Linked DNA regions of Mus musculus: all the other regions are linked to region 1. The links are chromatin loops, found by intact Hi-C in ENCODE. Cell type or tissue: gastrocnemius. All regions are shown on one strand.

Region 1 (4,000 bases):
TCCCAAACACGTTGAGAGGGCCCATGGAGAGACGAGAGGACCTACACTTTCAATTTGGGGACGTTTTTCCTATCAGAAGAGGCGTTTGGCAAGAAAGCCGCTCTGGAAACGCTACAGTCTCCTCCGCATTTCGTGGCCCTTCGCCTCAAACTCAGCCCTGGATTTAGTTCTTCCAGCGCCTACTTTTTATTGTCGTCCACGGGCGGCGAGGGCGCAAAAAATTCTGGACAAAGTGTAGATACCATGCCTTCTGAATTTGAACAATTGTTTGTGAGCGGAATTCAACAGTTCTCCAGCGCCTGCTGCGGCGTGGGGGTTGGGCGCAGCACTTTCACCTACCTCCTCTTCAGGTCACATCTGTTCTCCAGCCCCTGGCTCTGGGCCCCCTGCCTTGCCTATCCCACAGATGGGAATGTGCGCCTCTGAGGAAGGCTTTGTTACCCCCAGGGAGGTGGCTGGACAGCTCTGAAAGGAGAATTGCCGCGGCTGCCATTTACTGAGCACCCGGGCAGCACGGGGTCCTTGGAGCCTTGCAGAAAAAACCCTACGAGACCTTATTTCTATTTTAGATATAAGAGTTCCGGAGCCCAGGTGTCCCGATTAGAAAGTGGTAGATTCAGCATCTGGATAATTTCAAAGCTTCCTTCCTTCCTTAACCCTTGGGCGGTAACAGAGTGGTGATTCCCTCTACTCCACCCCCCCCCCCCCGCGTCCCCGCCATCCTTTACTGTTGATCTTTCTTCCCTGTGTCTATGTGTCCTCCCTTGGCACTAAGGTAGATAAGGTTTGCAGAAGAAACAGATGAGTGATGCAGTGATCACTGCCCTGCTACTTGTCTATTGACTGCTTCTGAGCTGATCCCAACTCATGACTGTGTCTGACATTCCTTTGGCCAATGTCTGCCAACTTAGTCCATCTTGCCCCATGTCCTAAGCTTCTCTAGCAATGCCTTTACTCCCTGATCCACCTGCTTCTGATGCCTTCTTTGCTCTTGCAGGGTAATTGCTAGTCAACACATGTTTAGATGGTGACATTATGCTAACAACACATCCACACCACCTTCACCATCCCTCCATCTCTCCCAGTCCCTACCTATAGAGCAATTGAAACTTTTCCAGAAAGCAAGTAACAGGGGAGGCTCTAAAAAGCACACCCACTGATGTGGCATCGTGGCACATGTGGCCAGCTGGAGAGGCCTCTGTCTAGGGGCCACTTCGCTTGCAGACAAAGTAACCCCAAGAACTGATTATGATAAGAACGGGCATTAATAAAAGCAGGAGGTGCTTTAGCGATCCTTTGTAGCTTCAAAACTCAACTCTGAGGTCATCACAAGCAGAACTTTTGGTGTCTTGCCATAACTGCCGCCCATAGGGCAAACTTTAGTGCTGATGGGTGTGAGAGACTCCCAGGTCTGCCCATCTCTAATGCCTCACCCACCTTTACCAAGGATAGGAAGACCCTTACTGCTTGAATTAAATGTAGGCAGAGGTTGGGATGAGATCATACTGGTGGCAGAGAGCCCCAGGAAAGATGGGACTAATCGATATTCAAGAAAAGCATAAAGGGGGCGGGGGGAATGGCTAGTTAGGTGGCAAAAGGCACACGAAAAAGAAGTTAGGTAGAATTTCCCAAATATGCTCCAAATTCTCCAGGCTGCTTCAGGTGTCCCCTCTGCAGAAGTAGTGGGTAGCCCCAAAGGGTTACAGATTCCTAGAAACAAAACACAGCAGAGCCTTCCTGGAATTTAGGGACAGGTTTTTCTTATGGAGCCTTTCCAAAGTATGTTGGGGAAGGGGTCCCCCAAACTGCACATGAACTATTATGCGGGATGCTGCTGCCACCTAGTGTCCAATCTCCATATCTGCTCCGGTGATTTAAGCTGAGGAAGAGCTAGGAAGAGCCTCTCCTCTTTCTGGGGTCAGCTTCCTCCAACCACGTTTGTTTCACTGGAGACAAAACCTAGTATATTCAGACCCAGGAAATATTACTTGAAAGTAAAGATAAAACTGTGGGGACCTAAGGTTTTAAAGGCCGTGTAAACTGGGATCCAGGCACACCTGGGCTTGCCTTTATTTGTTGTGTTGTCAGAGGCCCAGGTTTCCATGGATAAAATAGACTCAGGTTCCTGAATGGTATGTGCCTGTAACCCCAGCATAGGGAAAGTGGAAGCAGGAGGATCAGAAATCTAAGGTCATCTTCAGCTGTACAGGTACACAAGGCCAGCCTGGGCTACATGAGAGACTCCCTCTAGAATAAATAAATAAATAAACAAATAAATAAATAAATAGAAAACTGGCAAGGTAGAGGAGAGATTAGGTTATAATAAGAATGGCAATGACAGCCGGGCAGTGGTGGCACACTCCTTTAATCCCAGCACTTGGGAGGCAGAGGCAGGCAGATTTCTGAGTTCGAGGCCAGCCTGGTCTACAAAGTGAGTTCCAGGACAGCAAGGGCTACACAGAGAAACCCTATCTCAAAAAACAAAACAAAACAAAAGAACGGCAATGACTGATAGTCCCTGGGATTCATAGAAAGGGGAGAAACGATGGGTGCCCCCTCTCTGAATACAAAGGTTCTGGGGCTTCCAGAAAGGATGTCTGAATTGCTATAGAGTAATTCAGTTTCCTCCATACAAGAAGAAACTGGGACCTAACAAGCTTTCCTGAACTTTCCTGAGCCACTGAGCTGCAGATCCAAGAACAAGATGTGCCCTGGACTAGAGCCACTCTGTCCCAGCTTTACCCGCCATCGAATGCAATGGCTAGATCTAGGGTCCAGGAGATCAGGGTAGCAGGAAGCCCCCCTGACAGTGAAAACTACTACGGGCCCCCACTTTACCCTCCTTCAGACCAGCCCCTCTCCCCTCCCCTGCACAATCCTCCCACATTCCTCTAGGCAACAGGAAACCCCAGCTGCAGCCCAGACTTCAAACAGCTCCTCCCTCTGGGGCAGGGGGTGTGGGAGGAGAGGCCAGAGGCCACAGGGCAAAGGTCAGCTTTGTTCCTGCCAGAGGTGGTGAGGGACCTGGAGAAGACAGAGGGGGGTAGGGTAAGGTCCTTGACGGTCACACGGCATATGTGTAAATTCCTGTGTCCATCAGGGTGTACAAGGTCCTGGCTCTCTCCACCGAGTCTTGGGGGGTAAGTGTGTGTCCTTGGCTTGCCTTCGGTTATCTCTCTAACTGTAGGTCAGCACATTGTTGTCTGTCTGTGTGTGCTTAGCCTGGGACACCACTGATAATTCCGTAGGTGTTATCAAGTATAGTGATATGCTCAGTTCACGGGCCTGGTCAAAGCTATGTGTCCTAGAAGCGTGACCTAGTGTGGTTCCATGTGTTCAGAGTGGATGTCCTCCTGTCTCTTCTGTTATCCCTCCTCTACCCTAGTCACGAAGTGGAGGCTGAGCTTGTGCCTGGAATCCCAGCGCCGGTGTTCAGGAGGCTGGAGTTTGAAGCTAATGTAGATGACATATTTCCTAGCCAGCCTGAGGCATGCCCGCCACCTCACCCTAAGCCCCATCTCAAAAGCAAAACAAATCAGGGGCCGGAGGGTCACAGCCTTTCAGCTGGTCTCCTAGAAGACCAGAGTTTCTTGCCACTAATTGTGATTTCAGCTCGGGTGCAGGGTGGGCGTGGGGGAAACTTTGGTATCCACAGACACTGTACACACACACACACACACACACACACACAATTTTGAAAACCCCCCACAAAACTCTATTTTGCCTTCTAACGCTGTTGTCCAAGGGTTAGAATCCCAGCCAAGCACATGGCTGACCAGGACTTCAAATAATTCACCATCTCCATTTTTGGCACTAACCCACTGTCAGTGTAGTGCACTCCACTCATACCTAATTCGACTTTCCAGCAGCTTCATTTCCTGTCTCTGCATCCACTCAATTCTGTCTCTTGCTTTTTTTTCTCTTTTTTGGTTTTTCGAGACAGGGTTTCTCTTTATAGCCCTGGCTGTCCTGGAACTCACTTTGTAGACCAGGCTGGCCT
Region 2 (4,000 bases), 280 kb before region 1:
TGGCCCAGAGCTTGCTGGCTTTATCTGGACACTTGGAGCTTTTGTCTGCTCCTGAAAGGGAGGCTAGAACTATGAGGCTGGGCATCTGAGACCGTGCCCTGGGGACTAGGGGACACAGCCTGTGTTCTCAGACACTCCCACCCCAAACCCCACCCTTGCTTTGTTTATACCCTTTGGACTTACATCCAGAGGGTCTCTCTCCAAAACCCCCTCTGACTGTCAACAGTGTGAGAGGCCTATATTATGGATGAATGGACTTAGGATTTGCTAGTCGGCGTCCAAGAAGTTTTGGAGAGATAGATACAAGAGATGGCCCTACACCAGTGAGATAATAATGACCTCGTGGATACTGTCGTGCCACATTGGAGGGACCCAGACAGCACTGATGTTGGTTTTTTGTTGTTGTTGTTGTTCTGTTTTGTTTTTGTTTTTTGAGACAGGGTTTTATTGTGTAGCCCTGGCTGTCTTAGAACTCACTCTGTAGACCAGGCTAGCCTTAAAATCTCAAGAGATCTGCCTGCCTCTGCCTCCCAGGTGCTGGGATTGAAAGTGCACCACCATGCCCAGCAGCTGATGCTGGGTTTTCGTACAATCATGACTGGTATATGCAGCTTGGAAGTGGGAACTCATTTGCTTAGGAGAGTTCTGAGTCGAGGGTAGCCCCTTGACTGTGAGGAACTGAGTAGTCCCAGGCCTCACCCTTTCCCTCCAGCCTTTCCCTCAGCCTCAGTCTCCCTCCTGACCTCCCGTCCTTTGCCCCTCACCAGCAATGCTCAGTACATTGTCAGCGGCTCTGATGACGGCTCCTTCTTCATCTGGGAAAAGGAGACCACCAACCTCGTCCGAGTGCTGCAGGGGGATGAGTCCATTGTCAACTGCTTGCAGCCCCATCCCAGCTACTGCTTCCTGGCCACCAGTGGCATCGACCCTGTTGTGCGACTGTGGAACCCACGACCAGAGGTGAGGCCACAAGGAGCATAGGGCCTGCTTGGAGCTGGGCTTCAGTGCCAGGGAAGGGAGGGCAGCCGTACAGGCTAGAGACTGCCAGGAAAGATAAGCCGCAAAGTGGGAGCCCCAGGCCCTAGGAAGCTCTAATGCAGTGGACGTTTCTGGGGTGAGATTGGCTTTTGCATTCTTGGGGCGTATCCTTGAACTAGCCTTGAAGGCGAAATGCCCGTATACCAAGAGCAGGTGTGCAAGGGGAGGAACAGAACTAGACCAGCCTCGTGTGGGAACACCTCAGGCTTCATATGCTACTGCGAGGGGTCCTGCAGAAGCTGTTAAAGGATTGGGGGTGGGGGGTGCGTAGACTTTGGAGTTGATTGCTTTGCAATCTTGGGCACAGAGCACTTAGGCCAGTGTGGCCTCCTCTGCTCTCAATGCCAATGGGCAGGTAAGCCTTCCAGAGACAGCTAGCAGACTGAAGTCCACATGGTGGGTCTCAATAAATCCAGGACCGGTTTGCTGTAACTTTTATAAAGAGGACCCCTTTCCCTGGGGGAGAAAGTGTAAAGGGATGTTAGAGGTGGGGGACAGCCCAGCCCAGGTGAGGCACCCCCTGGCTTGTATTCCTGCAGCCACGCTTCTCCCCATGTGCCTAACCTTAGATACCCCAGTGTGCTCTTCTTACATGGCCTCATATATTATATCCCAGTGTGTGCCTCCCTCCTTAGCCCCTATGCATATGCCACAGCACTTGTGCCTCCCTCATGCCTGTCCCTCCACCCTGGTCCCTCCACCCTGAGCTCACTAGACCTGCCTTTTCTTGACAGAGTGAAGACCTCACAGGCCGAGTTGTGGAAGATATGGAGGGTGCATCTCAGGCCAACCAGCGGCGCATGAATGCCAACCCCCTGGAGGCGATGCTGCTGGACATGGGCTATCGGATCACAGGCCTGAGCAGCGGGGGCGCCGGGGCCTCTGATGACGAGGACAGCGCAGAGGGCCAGGTGCAGTGCCGGCCCAGCTAGACCCTCCTGGCCCCAGTACCCAGCCCTGTGCAGGAGATCAGAGGGCTGGGCTCTGTTTTGGTTTGTCTTTCCCACCCCCATTTTTCATTCTCCCCCCCCCCCTGTTTTGTTTGTTAGTTTGACTTTGTGGGTGGGGATTGCTGCAACTTGCTGGCTTTCTGACTCTCGGGCTGATTGTCCCTTGACTGTCCCCAGCCCCAGCAGAAAAGTAGGAGGGGAAGCCCCTCCGTATGCCCTTACCTCCTGCTTCGGTGTCTCTGGAAGGCTCTGGCCCTTCTCAAAATCCTTCAGCCTCCAGTGGAGAGGCAAGAGCTGAAGCTGTCTTTACGGACTGCCCAGCCCCTCCGCGGGCAACAGAAAGGGAGTGGAACTCCCTGCTGGCCGAGGCTTGCCTGGCCTGTTGTTGCCACTCTCCTGACTCCCGGGCTAGCTCCCCTGTGGTCTTTCCGGAAGGTCCCTCCACAGCCACCAGTGTTCGGGTGGAAGCATAGGAAACAGGATCCCGCAGTGGCAAGGTCAGGCCACCTGCCTGGGGGCAGTGGAGCTTCCTCCCCCGCTCCTGGCCTGTCCTAGGCTGTCTCGCTGTCTCTGAGGGCCTTGCCTTTCCTACAGTGTGACGGGGTGGGGTCCCTCCCTCCCCACCCACCTGCCCATTCGAGTCCTTACGCGCCATGGCCGCTCTCCTGGGGCGCTTCTCGGCCTCACTGTGACCTTTCTGCCAGAGCTCCCCGCCAGGCCTACCCTGCTGAGGTGGCTCTTCCTAAGGACCCTTTGCACCCTCTCCGCCCTCCTTCCCACCCACATGCTGAGCCGCCACAAAGACCAAAGAAGTGATGGCTTTTCTCTGTCCCCTGCTGCTCTGGGGGGAGGGGTTGGGAAAGTCCTTAGCTCAGCCATCCCCCCTCAGCAGCCCCGAGCTTTACACTGGACACAGCGGCCACTCCACCACCAAGCCTCCCTCTCCCTCTGGCCCCTTGGTTCCTGCTCTGGAGCCGGGAGTTGGTTCATGCCAGCCTCCCCCAGCCCTGTGTGCTTCCTCTGGGCGGCAGCCCTCCAGCTGCAGCCTCTGGGGAGAAGCAGCCTCCCTTCCCTCCCTCCCTCCATCCCTCCCTCTCTCTCCTGTCCTCTCTCCCTCCCTCACCCCTGTCTCTGCCAGGTGCCTCCTCTCAGTCTAGCTTCTGAGCAGCCCTGGAGACTGGAGGGCCATGTTAAAAGCTTTTTCACAGTTTTAAGGAGACGAGGGGGGTGAGGCTAGTGGTGGGGGGTCTGGCACCATCTCATTGCTTTAATCTCAGCGACACAGGTGGCAGCTTCTCCCCCTTCCTGCCCACCCCAGGTCCTCTTCCCACCCTCTCTCCTAGCTTGGTAATGAAGTGTATTTATTGGTGAAGGAAACAGCTGCTCTGCTGCTTCTCCTGCTGCTGGGACTTGCTCCCCTGTCTCTTCCTCATGACCTTTCTCAAGCCAGGGAGGGGTAGCGAGAGTGTTGAGCTGGGCCCTGGGGCACAAGAACTAGCCAGGGTCCCTTTGCTTTCCTGTGTTCAAGCCACCTGCCATCCCCCCTGTCCATCCTCCTGTCTCCCGCCCGCCTGCCTAGCCTGGACCCTGCAGTGTGGAGAGACACATAAGCCTTACTGTCCTCTGGGGCAGGAGCCGAGCCTTTTGTTGCTCTGCTCCCAGGAGAGTGAGGGTGACACAATTGATTAAAACCATTTTGTTCTAGCTGTGACTGGTGGCATTTGTTGGGGCCCTCCCCACCATGGCTCTGTGACATGGAGCAACCACACCTCTGCTGAGCAGAGTGAGACCTGCCTTGCATGGGTCGTTCAACCCAGCAGGCCTGGTACAAAGCCCACGGCCGGCCGATAGCTGTGATTGGACATCATCAGCTTTTACTCTCGGGCTTTCTCCCCTTGGAAATGAAGGATTTCAAATCTTGGTAGTTTTCAGATTCTTTAAACTGGAACCCAAGGCAGGTGCACATCCCGTCCTATGATCCACGGTGTGCACGGTTCTTATGTATTACAAGA
Region 3 (4,000 bases), 240 kb before region 1:
GACTCAGGAGCTGGTTATGAACCGAGAACCACAGAAACAGAGAAAGATCAAGTTGCACAGAAATTCAACTAGAAACTCGGTTCTTGCTTCTAACAGAACTCTCAGGCAGGCGGCCCCCTTGTGGCCTGAGTTTCCCCATCCCTATAATGAGAGGAGAGGTGCATACTAAGGGCTCTTTCAGTATTGAGCATCTTTGCAGCAATGACAAAGTTTGAATAGCTGGAAGACAGAGGAGATGCCTTTGGTGGGTGGGTGGTGGGAGCCAGCTCACACTCACTCACCGTTTGGATAGTGGCTGGATCTACACTCAGTTCCTGTAGCCACCGCACCAGGTTCTGGTCCTTTGGGAGAGTGGCTGTCAAAAAGGCAGGTGATGAGGGAGGGCAAAGGTGTTCTCTGTGGCCTTACCTTCACCATTTCCCAGTCAAGTCGGCTCACCTGGGGTCTCTGAAGCTGGGGCATACTTCCTGGTCTCTGCATGCACCCGATGCAGGGCCTGTTGCACCAGCGCCTGGCACTCACGTTCCTTCTCAGCCAGAAGGTCCCGAAGCCTGTGGGAAGGTAGGGGTGGTAGAATGGAAGGGCCTGCAGATTGGAGCCTCTGCAGCTTATCCGGGTGATTCCAAAAGGCTTCACCTGTCAGTCTCGGCTCGCAAAAGGCCCAACTCCACCATCAACGATGGGGGTCCCTGCTCTGGTGGGAGCTGGCTCTGCAGCGCCTGGCTCTCCTGAGGTTTCTGCTGGGACTCCTCTTTACTCGACTCTTCTGACCTCGGTAAGACCGCTTTCTTCTCCGACTCTACCAATTTGAGTAGACTGAGCTCCAGGTGGGCGCCGCGCCCGTTTAGGACCCCAGACGGTCAGGGAGAAGGGAGAGCCGCGAAGTACCAATTTTATGTTCGCCACGCCCCCAGGGCCACGCACCCCGCCCCGGCCGGCCGGCGGGATCCAACCCCACCTACCCGCGTCCAGCACCGCCATCGCCGCCCGGACTGCACGGCTGAGCAGCGAGTCCAACACGAACATCCAGTGTGGGCGGATCTGGCGTCTGCGGAGGATCTGCTTCACCTGGGGAGGGAAGGAAGGCGCGGTTGAGACAGTTGAATCTCAAACAGAGGTGGGGCTTGAGTTGCAAAGCCCTAGAAAGTCGGCTGCAGTCTAAAAGAGGTGGGCGGACTTGGGGTCAAGGGTGGGACAGGGAAGCCAGGACTGGACATGCGTCTTCCTGGAAATCATAGAATCCTGGAACATCAAGATCTTGCTCGCGACCTGTTATTGCATAGCCCTAACTTCGAGATAGCTTCCTCACCGCGTCTGGAAAGGCGAAGAGCGGCCCCTTCAAAAGCGCAGGGCCCAGGCTCTGGGCCCGCAGCTGAGCTTGCAGGGTCCGCAGCTCCTGGGCCAGCTGCCGGCGGTTAGGAGTGTGGATTTGTGCCCCAAGGCACCGAAGCAGAAGTTCCACATGAATCTTGCTGAGTCGAGAGTCCTAAAAAGAGGGGACGTCCGTGGATGTTCGCATCCGCAGTCAACAGAGATGCTCGCCGGTGGACTATAAATTCTTATCCCAGCTCGACCACCAGGGGGCGCTGGGGCGGGCCGCCCACCTGTTCCTGTTCCAGGAGATTCTCTGCTAGTGTGGGCACCTCCTGTTCCAGCACCGCAGCCAGCATGGCCCGGCGCTTGCTCTCCTGGTGCAGCAGACTCAGGCCTGAACTCTCTTCTGGGGACGCGGGTTCCTCGGCAGCGGGCTCCTCGGGCACACTGGGCACAATGAGGGGCATTAGATGGAGGGTGGGCAACACCATGCAACCAACCACCTATGTTGCAGGGTTTGAATCTTGGCTCTTTTATGCCTACTTCACGGGGATAATAGAAATTAAGCCCATCTGGGGGTTGGCAGAGTGAATGCTACCGGCATCTGGGAGAGGGCAGGAGGTAGTAGATACGGTCCTTGGAAGTGGTCAAGGTGTTTGCGACCCAGGGAGGCCTTTTTTTCTGGAGGAAATTAATACAACGGCAAAAAAAAGATGAAGAGAACCCACTCCAGGACCCTAGGCGCTCACCGGAGCTGACTGGTGTCCCCATAACTAAGGCAGCGCTTTGGGGGGCTGGGTGGGTGCTGAGAGGGTGCCTGGGGCCTTGGGAATGTCTGAGACTGTGTGGCTGAGTCAGCTGAAGGACTGGAAGGACCGGAAGGGGCGCCTGAGGGAGGAACAAGCTGTTAGTCTTTTCGCCTCATCAACCCCTCTCCCCTTCACTAGGTTGTCCCCCTCCACCCTCATAGCACCTGAGGGCCGGGGAGTATGCCGAGGAGAGCCCGGGCTGCGGCTCCTCTTTCCTGGCTGAAGGAAGGGGTCTCCCAGCAGCTCTTGGGCACTGGCTCGGAGGCGGGGATCTGGCTCAAAAGTTCGGAGGAGGAAGGCTTGGGCCTCAGCTGACAGGGAACCGGGCACGGGTGGATGTACCTTGTACATGCCCACCTGCGGAGGTGGGGCAGATGGGATAGATAACCCCACGATCAGATCAGAGGTGCTGAAGGCCCCATCTGGCTCCGCCCACCCTCCATAGGCCATACCCCAGAGAGACTCGCCTGAAACATCGCAGCCTGAGGGCTCCCTAGTTCATGGAAGGGCGGTCGACCTGTTGCCATCTCGATTACAGTGCAGCCCAGAGACCAGATGTCAGCTGCCTTCCCATATCCTCGCGGGCCCTGGTCGATGATTTCCGGGGCCATATACTGCAGAGTCCCTAGACCACAAATAGGAACAACGATGCCAGGTAGGCATCAAGTCTCCATCATCCACTGGCCATGTGCACACCTAGGCCCCGTCACCTGCCAAGCTTCCGTCCTTCATTCTAGGCTGCATATCGTTCAACCATCAGGAGGGTTCTGGCTTGTACGTGACGCTACATCGTCCTCCCTTCAAATTCTACCAACCCGTCTCACACCCCCAACACAAGCGGCCTTGCATCCGTTTTTGATGCTGAGGTCTTTCTCATTAGTTACCCAACCTTGGAGTATAGATTTTACCAGCGGTTCCTGGATCCAGTCACCTGTCTCCAGCCAGATTCCTTCCATTCACCATTAAAACTGTAATTCAAGGGCTGGTGAGATGGCTCATCGGGTAAGAACACTGACTGCTCTTCCGAAGGTCCCTGAGTCCAATTCCCAGCAACCACATGGTGGCTCACAACCACCCTTAATGAGATCTGACACCCTCTTCTGGTGTGTCTGAAGACAGCTACAATGTACTTATTTATAATAATAAGTAAATCTTTGGGCCAGAGCAGTCAGGGACTGAGCAAGCTGGGCCGACTAGAGAGAGCAGAGGTCCTAAATTCAATTCCCAACAACCACATGAAGGCTCACAACCATCTATACAGCTACAGTGTACTCATATACATAAAATAAATAAATCTTTAAAATTGTAACTCTGTGCCAAGAAAAAACCTCCATTCCCCAGAAGTCTCCAAGAGCTTGACATCCTCACCCCACCCCCACCCCCCATTACCTGTGAAAGTCTCCGTGCACGGTGTGATGCCTGCCAGCCGCTTAGAGGTGCCAAAGTCAGAAATCTTGAGCAGCCCACTGAAGGTGTTGATCAGAACATTGTCTCCCTGATTGAAGAGGACACTGGGATTGGGCTCTGCTATAAACCAGACCCCCCCATCCCGAGACCCCCAAATCTCCTGATATTACATCCTGAGCCTCTATGAGTGTAAAGGAGCTCATGTCTGATCTTCCACAGATGTGACTTTTTCGCCTTTAAGGGACCTCTTTGATAGGTCCCCCACCCTCTGCCAAAGTGTGCTCTCTCCCACCATTACTGTCAGCTTCAGTTTGGTACTGTGTCTCCACACACCCGGAGCAGCCACAGGGCTGACCTTGATGTCTCTGTGAACGATACGGTTCTCATGGAGGTAGCTGAGTCCTTGTAGGATCTGACGTGTATAGAAGCTAATAGTGCTCTCGTTGTCCTTTAGGGGTCCCCACACTGAC
Region 4 (4,000 bases), 290 kb before region 1:
ATAATACAAAAATCTCAACAAAACACACACATACAATGCATGTATGCATGTGCACGCACACACACACACACACACACACACACACACACAAACAAAAAACCCTCCCTCCTGACCTCAACCCAGTTGTGAATCCCAGATGGTAGAGGTTGGGCCAGAGGGGCTTCTTAGAGGGCAGCTAGTGTTCCAAAGGCAGCTTCTATCTGAGAGGCTGCCAAACATACCCAGATTGAAGTTTGTCCTTCTGCCCCAGCCCTGGGGTAAGGGTCCAGAGGCTAGCTGCCTCTGAGTATTGACTTGGTCTCCCATGCAGATAATCCGTCCCATTACAGTAGTTCCCATTACAGTACATCCCTGCCTCTGTTCTCTTCCCACCCCTCTGTTGTCTCGTCCTTGAGACAGACTTTTCCCATAGGAGGAAGTAGAGTGGTCACAAGATTAGTTCAGTGCAGATGAAGGTGGCACCAGTGGCTGTCACCCGAACCCCAGCATTTGGTTGGTAATGGCTTTCCTGCCGCTCCTTTACTGGCTCAAAGCACTTGGAATTATGCATATTCTTTCATGGTAATAGATAATGGCCCAAGCTCAGCATGAAAGTGGCCCCATCTCCTAGATGGCAGTGAGGTGCCAGGGTCCACAAAACCATGCGTGGCCCTTGGGTAGGGCTACTAATCTTTAAGTGGTCTGACTTGGCTCTCCTTCCCTCGCAGCCCCCAGGTGGAGCTGCCCCCATACCTGGAGCGTGTGAAGCAGCAGGCCAATGAAGCCTTCGCCTGCCAGCAGTGGACCCAGGCCATCCAGCTCTACAGCCAGGCTGTGCAGAAGGCCCCGCACAACGCTATGCTCTATGGCAACCGAGCTGCCGCCTACATGAAGCGCAAGTGGTGAGTGGGAACCGCAGGGGTTTCTCGGTCAGAACAAGGGCTGAAGCACCTGGGCCATGAGACCAAGTTGCTAGGGCATCCACAGAAGGTGGCATTGGCATCCCAGCTCTTGGGGCCTCTTGAACATAGGCCCCCTCCTTTCTACCTAAGGCTGAGGTAGCACAAGACATTTAGTGTGTGGGAGGGAGATTCACACGTTGCTTTGTTATAAGGTGTGAATGGAAGTAGGGATTAAGAGGGGTGGTGATACTAATTACTGGAGAGTTGAGGCTTGGGTTGGACTTTTGAGAGAAGAGTGGGACCTTGATAGATCCGACTGCAGAGCTTGGAGAGCTCATTTGTACCTTTATAAAATGAGTCTGAGGCTGAATGGCCCTGCAATCTGCTTTCTGGGTTCTTACACCCATCACTGGACCACATACGAGCTAGACCTCAGACATACACTGGCCTGTGATAATGGGATAGGCAGGTCAGGATCCTAAGATGCCCCACATCTGCAGAGATCATCAGTGTCCCAGCCCTGCCTGCAGCACCATCAGACAGGCAGGCAGGCAGACCCCATCCCCCAGCCAGGGCCAAGACTAGAGATGGATAGAGCTGGGCCCACAGCCATTTCTGCTCCGTCTGGCATCCGTCGGCTCTGCCCAGACAGACAGGCCAGCTGGTGTGCCATCGTCTGGCTGAAACTAGGCAGGCCTGGGGAAGCTTAAGGAACCCACTCAAGTCAGCAGGATGGGAGTGGGGGAGATGCCACACACAGAGCAGTTAGCTGAAGCCTCGGGACTTTCCCCAGGGATCAAGGGGCACCCACATTCAAAAGAGGACTATCTGGGGCCCAGCCATCTGAGTTGTGTCACCTCTGTTACACTGGTTGGGTAGGGTGTGACAACCCCTTCATCTTGACTTGGCTGAGAGCTCAGCTTCGTGTCTGTATTTTTGCTGAGAGAAGTTGGTGATTTCTGAATTCACAGCTTGTTTTCTGAGTTCCCACTGTGTGCTAGGTACTGGGGAGACAGAGTTCTATCACTCTGAGTCCCTGTGCCCCAGAGTGCCCAGCCACTGAACGAGAATAAACTCTCTGGCATAGTTCGGCATGAAATAGGAAAGATGCAGGAAGCAGTAAGTCTTGGAAATGGTCAGGTATAGTGCTGTGGGTTACCAAGAAGAGTTGAGTCACCTCAGCTCAGGATCAGGGAAGCCTCAGAAAGATGTCGTGTCTGAATGGGCTCTAAATGTGGGCAGCTCAGACAAGGAGATGAGGGGGAGGAGAGGACTGTGGGGAAGGACACTGCAGGGAGAGGAAATGGTGTGAACAAAGGCGTGGGGGCGGGGGACTGACTGAAGAGCCTGCCTCAGAACAGCAAATCCATTTGGCTGGAGCAGAGGGTTCTGGAAAGGACTGGCAGGGGATGAGTCTGTGAGGTAGCCTGGGGCTTGCCTGGAAAGGGCTTGGAATGCAGAGGGTGGCATTTGGCCTTGATTCAGTGTGTGATGGGCAGCTACTGGAGAGCTTTGAGCGAGGACGTGCAGAGGGCTGTCTTTTCAGGGAGATTGATCTGGCAGTACATCTAGGATGGGTGAGCCCTGGGGCCAGCCTGCTCTTTTTTTTTCCCCATCCCCACATGCCTGCCAGTGACCCCTAGAATGTCACGTTCTGTCCCAGGCCAGCCTCCCCAGGGCTACCATCTGCTCCTGGAAACAGACCACCCTCTGGTTCCTGGCTGGTCTCTGGTCTGGCTCTTGCTAGGAGCTCAGAAAGGGGCACCTTGCAGGCAGTAACTGGGTTTCCAAACAGCGCCTGCTCCTTCGTCATAGGCACTCGTTCTGACGCAGAGCACACCATCAAAGCAGCTCTGCTTCCTGCCTGCCCCACATTGCTTAGCTGTCGGTTAGAGTCTTAAGTGGCTACTCCAAGGGCTGGGTGCTCCTCCTGACTGTATGGCGAGAGAGGTCAGGAGACACCTGTGACCTGTGCCCTTGGTGAAGGGACCCTTGGCATTAGTGAGTGCTGCTTGCTGTAAGCATAGTAGACCCACCCCAGCCCAGTAGGAAGCGGGGAGGTTCAATCCCCAGCATTGAAAATACAAACATTTACAGGTTTCTAAAGGGGAAAGTGACTCTCATTGCTGCTTGGCTGTACAGATGAGAAACCAAATTGGGTTTCTGGCAACAGGGAGGTGGGCCTGGAAAAGAGGGCGTCTCCCTCTACCCCTCCAACAGAAAGCCTACACTCCCCTTTATCCATACTTGTCCATTGGAGAAAAGAGTAGAGAGGATTTGGAGCTCCTGGTGTGCACAGCCCCCTCACCATCAGCTTCCAGAGAGCTGACTTTGCCAGACAGTCAGGCCCCATCCTCCAGCCCCAGGAGGTGGAGGCCACAGCTGCTGCAGATCAGTCAGCCAGGACAGAGGGGGGTCTGGCTGAGGGCATGCTGGTCAGACCCTGAGTCCCTGGCCTAACACTTCTGGCTTCTCCAGGCCACAGAACTGTCCTTGAGGGCCCCCTGCCTTGGACATAGCTTTGAAGACCAGCAGGGGGATTTGAGGAGGTGGATGAAGGAAAAGAGAAGGAGGGCTTGGGGAGTCTGCGGTGGGCAGGATGCCAGGCCTTCTGCTGCAGAGCTGCGGGTGCCTGAGGTGAACAGTGCACAGTTGCAGCCTACGCCCAGCAGAGGGCAGCCCGACACTGCTCTTTACTCGCCAAGCCTCAGGCTCCTGGCTTGAGCCTCAGCTTACTCCTGCTCCCAGGGAGGGAGCAGTGGGCTTCGCCAAGGCTTCATCTCCTTATCTCCTCACCCTGAGGGTTGTCAGAGATGGCCTAGAAGTAGCCACAGAAGATGGTGGGAACCTTGTATCTGCCACAGGGCCTCTCTCACCTCTAAGCTATGTTCCTGTACCTTCTCAGGGACGGGGACCACTATGATGCCCTCCGGGACTGCCTCAAGGCCATCTCCCTAAACCCTTGCCACCTGAAGGCACACTTCCGTCTGGCCCGGTGCCTCTTTGAACTGAAGTATGTGGCCGAGGCTCTGGAGTGCCTGGATGACTTCAAAGGGAAGTTCCCAGAGCAGGCCCACAGCAGTGCATGTGACGCATTAGGCCGGGACATCACAGCTGCC
Region 5 (4,000 bases), 200 kb before region 1:
AGGAGTTCTGCACACCTGAGAAGATAACAAAGCAAGGAGGGAAGGCCAGGGGAAGGTTAGTCGGTCATTTGTGACCGGTCAGGAAGCCCATTTATGGATGAAATGGCTAAAAGGAGAGTTCTGAAGGGAGCTTGCCCATAGGAGCCTGCAGCAGGAGAGCCCCATCTAGCCTGGTCCCACAAAGGCAGAGCCTCCTGTGACCACTCTTCATTTTCTTTGTGCCCTCCTGTGTTTCCCTGACATCCTCTACTGGCCAGATACACCACTGACAGCCAATATACAGCCCCGTGCTGCTAACGGGCCAACTGCCCCCAGCAGTCCCCAGCCGTTTAGACATGAAAAAACAGCTTCAGAGAGCCTAACAGGGCCTCAAAGTCACAGGGTTCGGAAGCGTGGATTAGGCTTGGAGGCCTGACCTCCTCCACCAGCTGAACTCCCCATATCCCGCCCAAACCCTGCCAGTCTCCAGCCCATGCTCTGTCATCTCTGTGAGGCTATGACGCATTCCCTGACTCCTGGCCTCCTTCCTTTCCTCAGCCTCAGACCGACATCCGACCCCTGACTCCCATCACCCTCCTAAAGTCTTGAACATTCCAGAGACGATCAAAGGGAGAAAGGACAGTACTGGTGCCTAGGGTTAGATCTGATGGGGCATTTCCCTAGGGATGGCGCAGGCAGGTCTAGTAAAGAGCAAGTTTTCTTTCTGCCCCACCCCCTGGGGTACCTAAGCCGGTGCTCAGGAAGGCTGCTCTGAGCACGGAGCTGCCGAGTCCTTCTGCTTCCAAGTTCTTCCCGGCTCCCTATCTCCTGCTGCTTCGGGGAAGTGACCACCCCCGCCCCCCCCCAGCCCTCGCTCTGGCTTTTCAGATCCTTGAATAAATAATTGAGGTTTTGAAATCTTGCCAGGCGCACCCTCCCATGCAGAGAGGACGCTATTGGGTCCACATGAGTGACGTCACCCAGCTCCTTATTCCAACCCCAACATCACGGGACCTGTCCTGACAGCAACTTACCTGCTGGGTCGCTGTCCAGTCAGACTTCCTACCCTGTTCCCTCACTCTGGGGCCCACACACAAGTCATTTGGTCTTTACTTCAGGACCCCACAGCTCTCATTTAGCTTCGTCACCTCAGTCCTTTATAGCACTTAACAGGGTCACAGTGACCTGAAGTTCCTTCACCTGCACACTCATCTCCAAAGCCTTGTCACCACTTCTGTTACCCTAGGGTCCCCGAGCTCCATCATGCTGCAGTCATCCTGACAATGCTGTGGCTGTCCTGAGGAGGCCTACACCCCGCTACCGTCAACGTCCCACAGCCGCCATCCTCCAAGATCCTGTCACCGTGCTCATATCGTCACAGCCACCCACCTCCCTGCTCCCTCGTGCTCCTGTCACCGTCGCCTCGGGGCCCTATCAGAGGCAGAGCCTGTCATCCTCACCGGGGACGCCCATTTCGCTCCATCACCTGTCTTATGTCAGCTCGTTTCTGCCACCGAAGGTACTCATCACCCCCGCAGACTATCCCAATCCCTTGACCTCTTCCCACATCCTCTGTGACCTCCCCGAGTCTCTTTTAAGGCTCTCCCACTAGTGTCCCCAAAACCCCCGACCCGCAGAGGGCGCCGCGTCAAGGACAGAGAGCCGGCTCCGGAGGGGGCGGGGCCGCGGCCACGGTCACTTTTTATGAATGGGGGAGCGGGCGGCGCGAGGCCTCATTACTATGCCGCGCAGCACGCGCTGCGCTCCAGCGCGCAGCGCCCATTGGCCTGCTGGGCTTCTGGCGTCACCAAACCGGTGGCCGGGGGCGGGGCGGGGCGGGGTGACTCACGCCGCGTCTCCCGCGGCCGCGGGGGCTTCTTGGGGTCCGCGCACACCTTGCTCTGCCAGAACCTGAGTGGAGGCGCCCCGCGGCCCGGCCGCACCCGGTCCTGAGCCACCGGTGAGTAGTGGGCCCTGCCGCGGGTACCCGGAGTCTGGGAGGACACAGCGTGCAGGGGCGCCGGGCCGGCGGAAGGCTGCTTGCCCCTGCTCAGGGTCGGGGGGTCGTACCTGGGACTCTGGATGTGCAGAGTCTGCATAAGCAGGCAGCTCCCCAAGTGTTCGGGTGCTCTCGAGTGGTATGATGGGGTGACCCGGCAAAGGGTGAGCATTCCTGCGGGACCTGAGGCCCTAGAGGGACGGGCGGTCATCTGAGGTTGGGAGAACAGGAGGCGTCTGGGGCGGGCACCTAGACGTCCGAGTAGCGGGTGGTGTCTTATTTGGGGCTTCGGCTATCCAAGGCAGGAGGCGGAGTCAGGCCCAAGATCCAGGTGTCCGGGCAGAAGGAGGGGTCTGACTCAGGAATCCGGCTTTCACCAGGGGGTGTCTGCTACGGAGACCCAGTGGTTAGGAGGAAGAAGGGGGCAGTGTGTGTGGGGTGTCTGTCCGGAGTCAGAAGTCTGGGAGAGTGTAGGGGAAATGAGTTCCCAGGTGTTACCCTGGGAATGTCGAGTGGGGGCTGGCAAGAAGCTGCACCGGCTTTGCCTGGGGGCGGAGCTTGAGGCTGGCAGTGCCCATGAATCGTGAGGGGTCTGGGAGCTTCAGGAACCAAGTCATCGTGTCTGGTGGGAGGGAGCTGACTGCTCTTCTTCTTGACGTGTTTCCCTCCCCTATTCATGAGCCTATTGAGGGCACACCTTGAATCCTGTGCTTCCCCTATTCACTTATGGTAAGCTTTGATTCACTTCTTTGACCACGTGTGGCCAAGAGGTCTTCAGGACTTAGAGGAATGGAGGGGAGGGTGAAGGGACACAGAAAAGGGATCACCGAGAAAAAGGGACCCCTGTTTAGAGGCCTGGAGGCATCAGAGGACAAAAACCACAGGACATGAATTGGGGGTGTGGGGTGTGCAGGACATCCGTACCCTACCTGTTATCCTGACAGCTTTCTTTTCTCGAAGGGCCTCCTGTCAGGATACGGGCCTGCCAGCATCTCATAGGACCTTTCTTCTACAGGTACCATGATGTGGGGAGCAGGAAGCTCTATGGCCTGGTTCTCAGCTGGCTCAGGCAGTGTGAACGTGAGCAGCGTGGACCCAGTAGAGGAACCCACAGGCCCAGCTACACTGCTGCCCTCTCCCAGGGCCTGGGATGTGGTGCTGTGCATCTCAGGCACCCTGGTGTCCTGCGAGAACGCGCTGGTGGTGGCCATCATTGTGGGCACTCCTGCCTTCCGCGCCCCCATGTTCCTGCTGGTGGGTAGCTTGGCCGTAGCAGACCTGCTGGCAGGCCTGGGCCTGGTCCTGCACTTTGCGGCTGACTTCTGCATTGGCTCACCAGAGATGAGCTTGATGCTGGTCGGCGTGCTAGCAATGGCCTTCACTGCCAGCATCGGCAGCCTGCTGGCCATTACCGTTGACCGCTACCTTTCCCTGTACAATGCTCTCACTTACTACTCAGAGACAACGGTAACTCGGACTTATGTGATGCTGGCCTTGGTGTGGGTGGGTGCCCTGGGCCTGGGGCTGGTTCCCGTGCTGGCCTGGAACTGCCGGGATGGCCTGACCACGTGTGGTGTGGTCTATCCACTCTCCAAGAACCATCTGGTGGTTCTGGCCATCGCCTTCTTCATGGTGTTTGGCATCATGTTGCAGCTCTATGCCCAGATCTGCCGCATCGTCTGCCGCCATGCCCAGCAGATCGCCCTCCAACGACACCTGCTGCCTGCCTCTCACTACGTGGCCACCCGCAAGGGCATCGCCACATTGGCTGTGGTGCTTGGCGCCTTTGCTGCCTGTTGGTTGCCCTTCACTGTCTACTGCCTCCTGGGAGATGCCGACTCTCCCCGTCTCTACACCTATCTTACCCTGCTCCCAGCCACCTACAACTCCATGATCAACCCTGTCATCTACGCCTTTCGCAACCAAGATGTGCAGAAGGTGCTGTGGGCCATCTGCTGCTGCTGTTCCACTTCCAAGATTCCATTCCGGTCCCGGTCCCCTAGTGATGTCTAGTTTCATCCT
Region 6 (4,000 bases), 190 kb before region 1:
CTCTCCACACCAAGGCAGGGGAACCCTTGTATATTCCCAAGTGGATTCAATGTGCCAACTGCATTGAGCACACACTCAAGCAAAACCTTACCTGTTCATTAAGTCATCGGTCAGACATGTAGAAATCATTGATTGATTTTTACTTTTAGACGGAGTCTCAGGGTAGTCCAGGCTGCCCTTGAACTCACTACACAGCCAAGGATGGCATTAAACTTCAGATCCTCATCTCCATCTCCCAAGTGCTGGAATTGCAGGCGTGGACCAGCAAACCTGGTTTTATTATGGTATTAGGGATTGAACTGGGATTGATGTTCTAGGCAAGCACTTTCCCCGAGGGAGTGTGGGTGCCCTCAGATTCCCTGCAGCTGAATTATGTGATTGTGCTAGGTGCCCATCACAACTCCAGTCCTGTCACCCAGCCCACAGACACTGTTTATGTATGTAAGCTCACACACAGGGCCTGAGGCTACAGCAAAGCCTGGGGTTCAATCCCCATTTCTGTTGTTGTTGTTGTTTTAATAGCCCAGGCTGTGGTGGCGCAGCACTCCTTTAATCCCAGCACTCAGGAAGCAGAGGCAGGCAGATCTCTGAATTTCAGCACTCAGGAAGCAGAGGCAGGCAGATCTCTGAATTCCAGGCCAGCCTGATCTACAGAGTGAGTTCCAGGTCAGCCAGGATTACACAGAGAAACCCTGTCTTAAAAAAAGAAAGGAGAGAGAGAGAGAGAGAGAGAGAGAGAGAGAGAGAGAGAGAGAGAGAGAGAGAGAGAGAAAGAGAAAGAGAGAGAGAGAGGCAGGCATTGTCGCACAGTGGCTGATACCTAGAATTTTAACACTTAGGAGGCTGGGGCAAAAGGCTCACCAGTAGTTTGAGGCCAGCCTGGACTACAGAGACCCTGTCTCAAAATAAATAAATATCCACATAAACCAACTAACCACAGTCATGGATAATAAACCTGTGCGTGAACTCAGATGCACTACTTGAGGCAAGCATAAACGAACTCAGGTGAGTGCACACACTGGTACTCCAGGCCTATGTGCACACCTCACTCATGCGTGCATACACAGATGGGCAAGCAAGCAGCCATGGGCTAGGGAGAGGCTCCTTTGACTTGTCTCATGCCTCTGCATAAAAGCAAGTCAGGGATTTACCCAGTGCAGGAGGAAGCAATGGAGGAATCCACACAGCTTTCAAGATGCATTGTCCCCAGCCTCCCTGCTGAGGGTCCAAGTCTAGAACCTCCTCAGAGCTTCCCCCAAGTCTTCATTTGGCCCTGTGAGTATTTTCTGAAGAAAAAGAGCTCCCGACTTTGCCACTCGGCTCCAGTCTCCTTATCTCTGGGCCCAACCTCATAAGGTGCTGTGTTCTCTTGAGCATCACTAAGGTGTTTCTATTTTGACATCGGATGCCAGTTGGCTGTGTGGTGCTGGGCCCGCCGCAAAGCCCTTCTGTGCCTTTCCACATCTGTACAACAGGAACCAAAGGCTTTAAGTCTGTCCCGAGGAAGCCACTGACCCCTTTACAGATGTGCTCTACCCGGGTGTACATCTGGGAGCGTTATCAGCTGCAAAGACACCGACTGGAACACCACAGTGGAATGTCTGCACCTAGTATCAGGCTCAATGCCTTGCTGAATAAAGGCAGTTGAAGTCCAGACCGGAAAGCAGGGAGCTTTGAGCTGGAGCAGCTCCTGCCTGGGCAGCGTGGAAGCCTATACCTCCAAACCTTGTGTGTGTGTGTGTGTGTGTGTGTGTGTGTGTGTGTGTGAGAGAGAGAGAGAGAGAGAGAGAGAGAGAGAGAGAGAGAGAGAGAGAGAGAGAGAAAGAGGGTGAGTACTGGGTGGGGCACACACTAGGGCAGGGCGGGGGTGGCTGCTCCCTGGAGTGGAGTGGGAGGGTATCGCCATGCTGTCACACAGGAGAGCAATTCTACTTGGATTGCTCAGGCTGTTCAGGCTGTCTGTGTCCTTAAGCCCTGAAGAGCTTCCTCTGGGGCCCCACACCCTGGGCCTGGGGGAAGGGAGGCCCAGAAATTGCTCCCGATTCCATAATCTAGGTGAGAACTGGTTGCCAATCACCCTGAGCAGAACTTCAGGAAATGGTGCCAGGTTGCCCTGGTGGAAAGGTGGCCAGGAGGGGGCAGTGAGCAGCTGGCCGAGGCAGCCAGCCAGCACCATGGCTCAGGAGGCCTCTTAGATGTGCTTGCAATTATGCCTGCTCCTGTAGCTGTGTGCTGACTTGTGTCCTTGTTTTGCATAAGAGCAGAGCTCTGTACACAATGTCTAAGTGTGCTTTCTGGGCCTGGACTGTAGGCTACTTATTAGACAAATGCGTGTACGTGAACCCATGCATGTGTGAACAGGGCAGGATGTACCTGCTTGGAGCCCAGACGTAGGGAACCGGTGTTGTTCCCAAGTAGTCAAGGGCACAGGTTTCTTCTGCCCCAAAGGTCAAAGATGGCTGGGGCCTCAGTCAAGCTTGCTTGACTCCAAAGAACAAAAATACCCTCACCTGTTAGTGCAGCTGTAAAACTGAGCACTGGCAGGGTAGGTGCGGCAGGTAAGATCTCAGAGCGGAAACCTTAGACACTGGCACTCCTCAGCCTGCTGCGGGGTGGATCGTTGAGCAGCGTAAATGGCATAGCAGCAGGCAGGGTTAGGCAGCTCAAAGCACCTCTCTTGTCCACTGGGGACCTCGCACACTTCGCATGTGCTGCCTATAGCAGGTAGTGGGCACTCCGGTAAATGTCCATTTTTCCCTAGTTCCAGGAGGCGAACCGACTCGCACAGTGTCAGGGCTTTCTTCCCTGTGTGGCAGCAGTGGAGACAGCATCCAGGCACAGGCCTCTAGTTTCCCAGAACCACACTCCTTCCCTCCCGTTCCTCCAAGGGCGGCTCCGACACCATTTTGTCTTCTGCCAGGGCGGGCGTCTGGCTGCCTGTCAGTCACCAGCTCTGGCGGCCAAGTGCTGACTAAACACAGGCCGCGCGGGAGGGGAGCGAGGGGTTCTGTGCCCCCTCCCCGGCACCCCACCTCCAGCGATGAGCTCAGAGTGGCTGGCGCAGCACTTGCTGACAATTCAAAAACTTCTGCCCCCTCTCCCGCGATGCCCGTGGGTGACTCTGTGAACAGCAGGCGTGGTGACCCACGGCCCATGGCGCCCCCCTCACCAAACCCCCCGATTCTGCTCCCTGTCGTCTCCCCGGGCCACCCCACTGTGTCTACTGGGCCTGGATCTGGGTGTCTGCTCATAAATTACCCCTAGGGACAGTAACCCACAGCTGTGCTTCCAACAACCGTTGCTTCCTGGGTAGGTCATTTTGGGGGGTCAGAATGCAAACCCAGCCCCCTCAGTCTTCCTCAGGCAGGCAAGAGATGGGGCTTGGAGCAGTCCAAAACCTTTTTATCGGATTCCATTGTGAACGGTTCTATTTAAGGTAAGTTGCTTGGGTCTGTGAGGCAGACAAGATGCCGGCCAGATGTTGGAAGGCGGCATCAGCATTCAGTGTGCGCCTCTCCTGCCTGGTGCAAGGAGCTGTGGGCAGCCAGCTCTAGGGCTGTCCTCACAGAAGGGGACCTGTGCCTACAAACTAGCCAGAGGCCTCCTGCCTTTGAAGCCCACCCATGCTGGACCCCTTACAGAGTCCCTCACCCACCTGTGGCCTGCAGAGTTGCTTACCTTCTCCCACGAAACACACACACACACACACACACACACACACACACACAGACACCAAAGGTGACTGAGTGACTACAAAGACTTTATCAAATGATTGAAAAGGTTGGCATTTAAAGTATTCATGCGCGTACATAAGAGTTACATGGAATCTTCAGGTTATTGGGAGTACAAATGGGGTACACACAATAAACCCGGCAGGGAAGCAAATGAAACCAGACTTGAAACAACAACAATTTGGCTGTCCTAGCCAGGCATGGCTGAGGCAGGGGTCAGGAGGTCAAGGCCATCTTCAACTATATAGTAAGGTCAAGGCCTGCAGATC

What was found. Hi-C counts contacts between places; a loop is a spot of excess contacts. Peaks named below come from ENCODE experiments on the same cell type or tissue, not always from the same donor. Only the 100,000 strongest peaks of a DNase experiment are listed, where the experiment ranks them.
Region 2: it touches region 1 in a loop (4-fold over the local background); 28 of 42 quality-filtered maps call a loop at or near these places.
Region 3: a loop joins it to region 1, with 11 times the contacts of the local background. A loop is called at or near these places in 7 of 42 quality-filtered maps.
Region 4: it touches region 1 in a loop (10-fold over the local background); 29 of 42 quality-filtered maps call a loop at or near these places.
Region 5: a loop joins it to region 1, with 5 times the contacts of the local background. A loop is called at or near these places in 20 of 42 quality-filtered maps.
Region 6: it touches region 1 in a loop (3-fold over the local background); 21 of 42 quality-filtered maps call a loop at or near these places.

What each region holds. Positions count from the first base shown.
Region 1 is chr4:133,007,168-133,011,167 of GRCm38, reverse strand. It overlaps Gm36599 (a long non-coding RNA gene), which reads left to right and starts at 3,016. Exons shown (of 3, transcript XR_390813.3): 1 at 3,016-3,140. In gastrocnemius, a CTCF peak has its summit at 1,841 (motif pointing left); DNase peaks (open chromatin) are centred at 325, 1,828 and 2,967; H3K4me3 peaks cover 548 bases; H3K27ac peaks cover 541 bases.
Region 2 is chr4:133,292,158-133,296,157 of GRCm38, reverse strand. It overlaps Wdtc1 (WD and tetratricopeptide repeats 1), which reads left to right. Exons shown (of 16, transcript NM_199306.4): 15 at 768-960; 16 at 1,773-3,692. The coding sequence ends at 1,970. Among named protein-coding and RNA genes, the nearest start is that of Tmem222, 16 kb to the right of the region's middle. In gastrocnemius, no CTCF peak of the experiment used is centred here; DNase peaks (open chromatin) are centred at 1,874 and 2,829.
Region 3 is chr4:133,248,410-133,252,409 of GRCm38, reverse strand. Map3k6 (mitogen-activated protein kinase kinase kinase 6) reads right to left here. Exons shown (of 29, transcript NM_016693.5): 17 at 3,886-4,000; 18 at 3,513-3,618; 19 at 2,591-2,748; 20 at 2,288-2,480; 21 at 2,064-2,202; 22 at 1,605-1,761; 23 at 1,310-1,486; 24 at 963-1,068; 25 at 637-799; 26 at 439-551; 27 at 282-355; 28 at 1-10. Among named protein-coding and RNA genes, the nearest start is that of Map3k6, 9.6 kb to the right of the region's middle. In gastrocnemius, no CTCF peak of the experiment used is centred here; DNase peaks (open chromatin) are centred at 963 and 1,593; H3K4me3 peaks cover 1,032 bases; H3K27ac peaks cover 788 bases.
Region 4 is chr4:133,297,442-133,301,441 of GRCm38, reverse strand. It overlaps Wdtc1 (WD and tetratricopeptide repeats 1), which reads left to right. Exons shown (of 16, transcript NM_199306.4): 12 at 708-881; 13 at 3,787-4,000. Among named protein-coding and RNA genes, the nearest start is that of Tmem222, 22 kb to the right of the region's middle. In gastrocnemius, no CTCF peak of the experiment used is centred here; DNase peaks (open chromatin) are centred at 792, 1,499, 2,363 and 3,511; H3K27ac peaks cover 2,345 bases.
Region 5 is chr4:133,210,358-133,214,357 of GRCm38, reverse strand. Gpr3 (G-protein coupled receptor 3) reads left to right here and starts at 1,822. Exons shown (of 2, transcript NM_008154.3): 1 at 1,822-1,939; 2 at 2,994-4,000. The coding sequence starts at 2,999. The coding sequence ends at 3,991. In gastrocnemius, a CTCF peak has its summit at 1,603 (motif pointing right); DNase peaks (open chromatin) are centred at 2,232, 2,512, 3,320, 3,616 and 2 more places; H3K4me3 peaks cover 1,312 bases; H3K27ac peaks cover 273 bases.
Region 6 is chr4:133,199,496-133,203,495 of GRCm38, reverse strand. It overlaps a transcript of Wasf2 not described here. Among named protein-coding and RNA genes, the nearest start is that of Mir7017, 5.8 kb to the right of the region's middle. In gastrocnemius, a CTCF peak has its summit at 2,128 (motif pointing right); DNase peaks (open chromatin) are centred at 2,135 and 2,973; H3K4me3 peaks cover 516 bases; H3K27ac peaks cover 1,948 bases.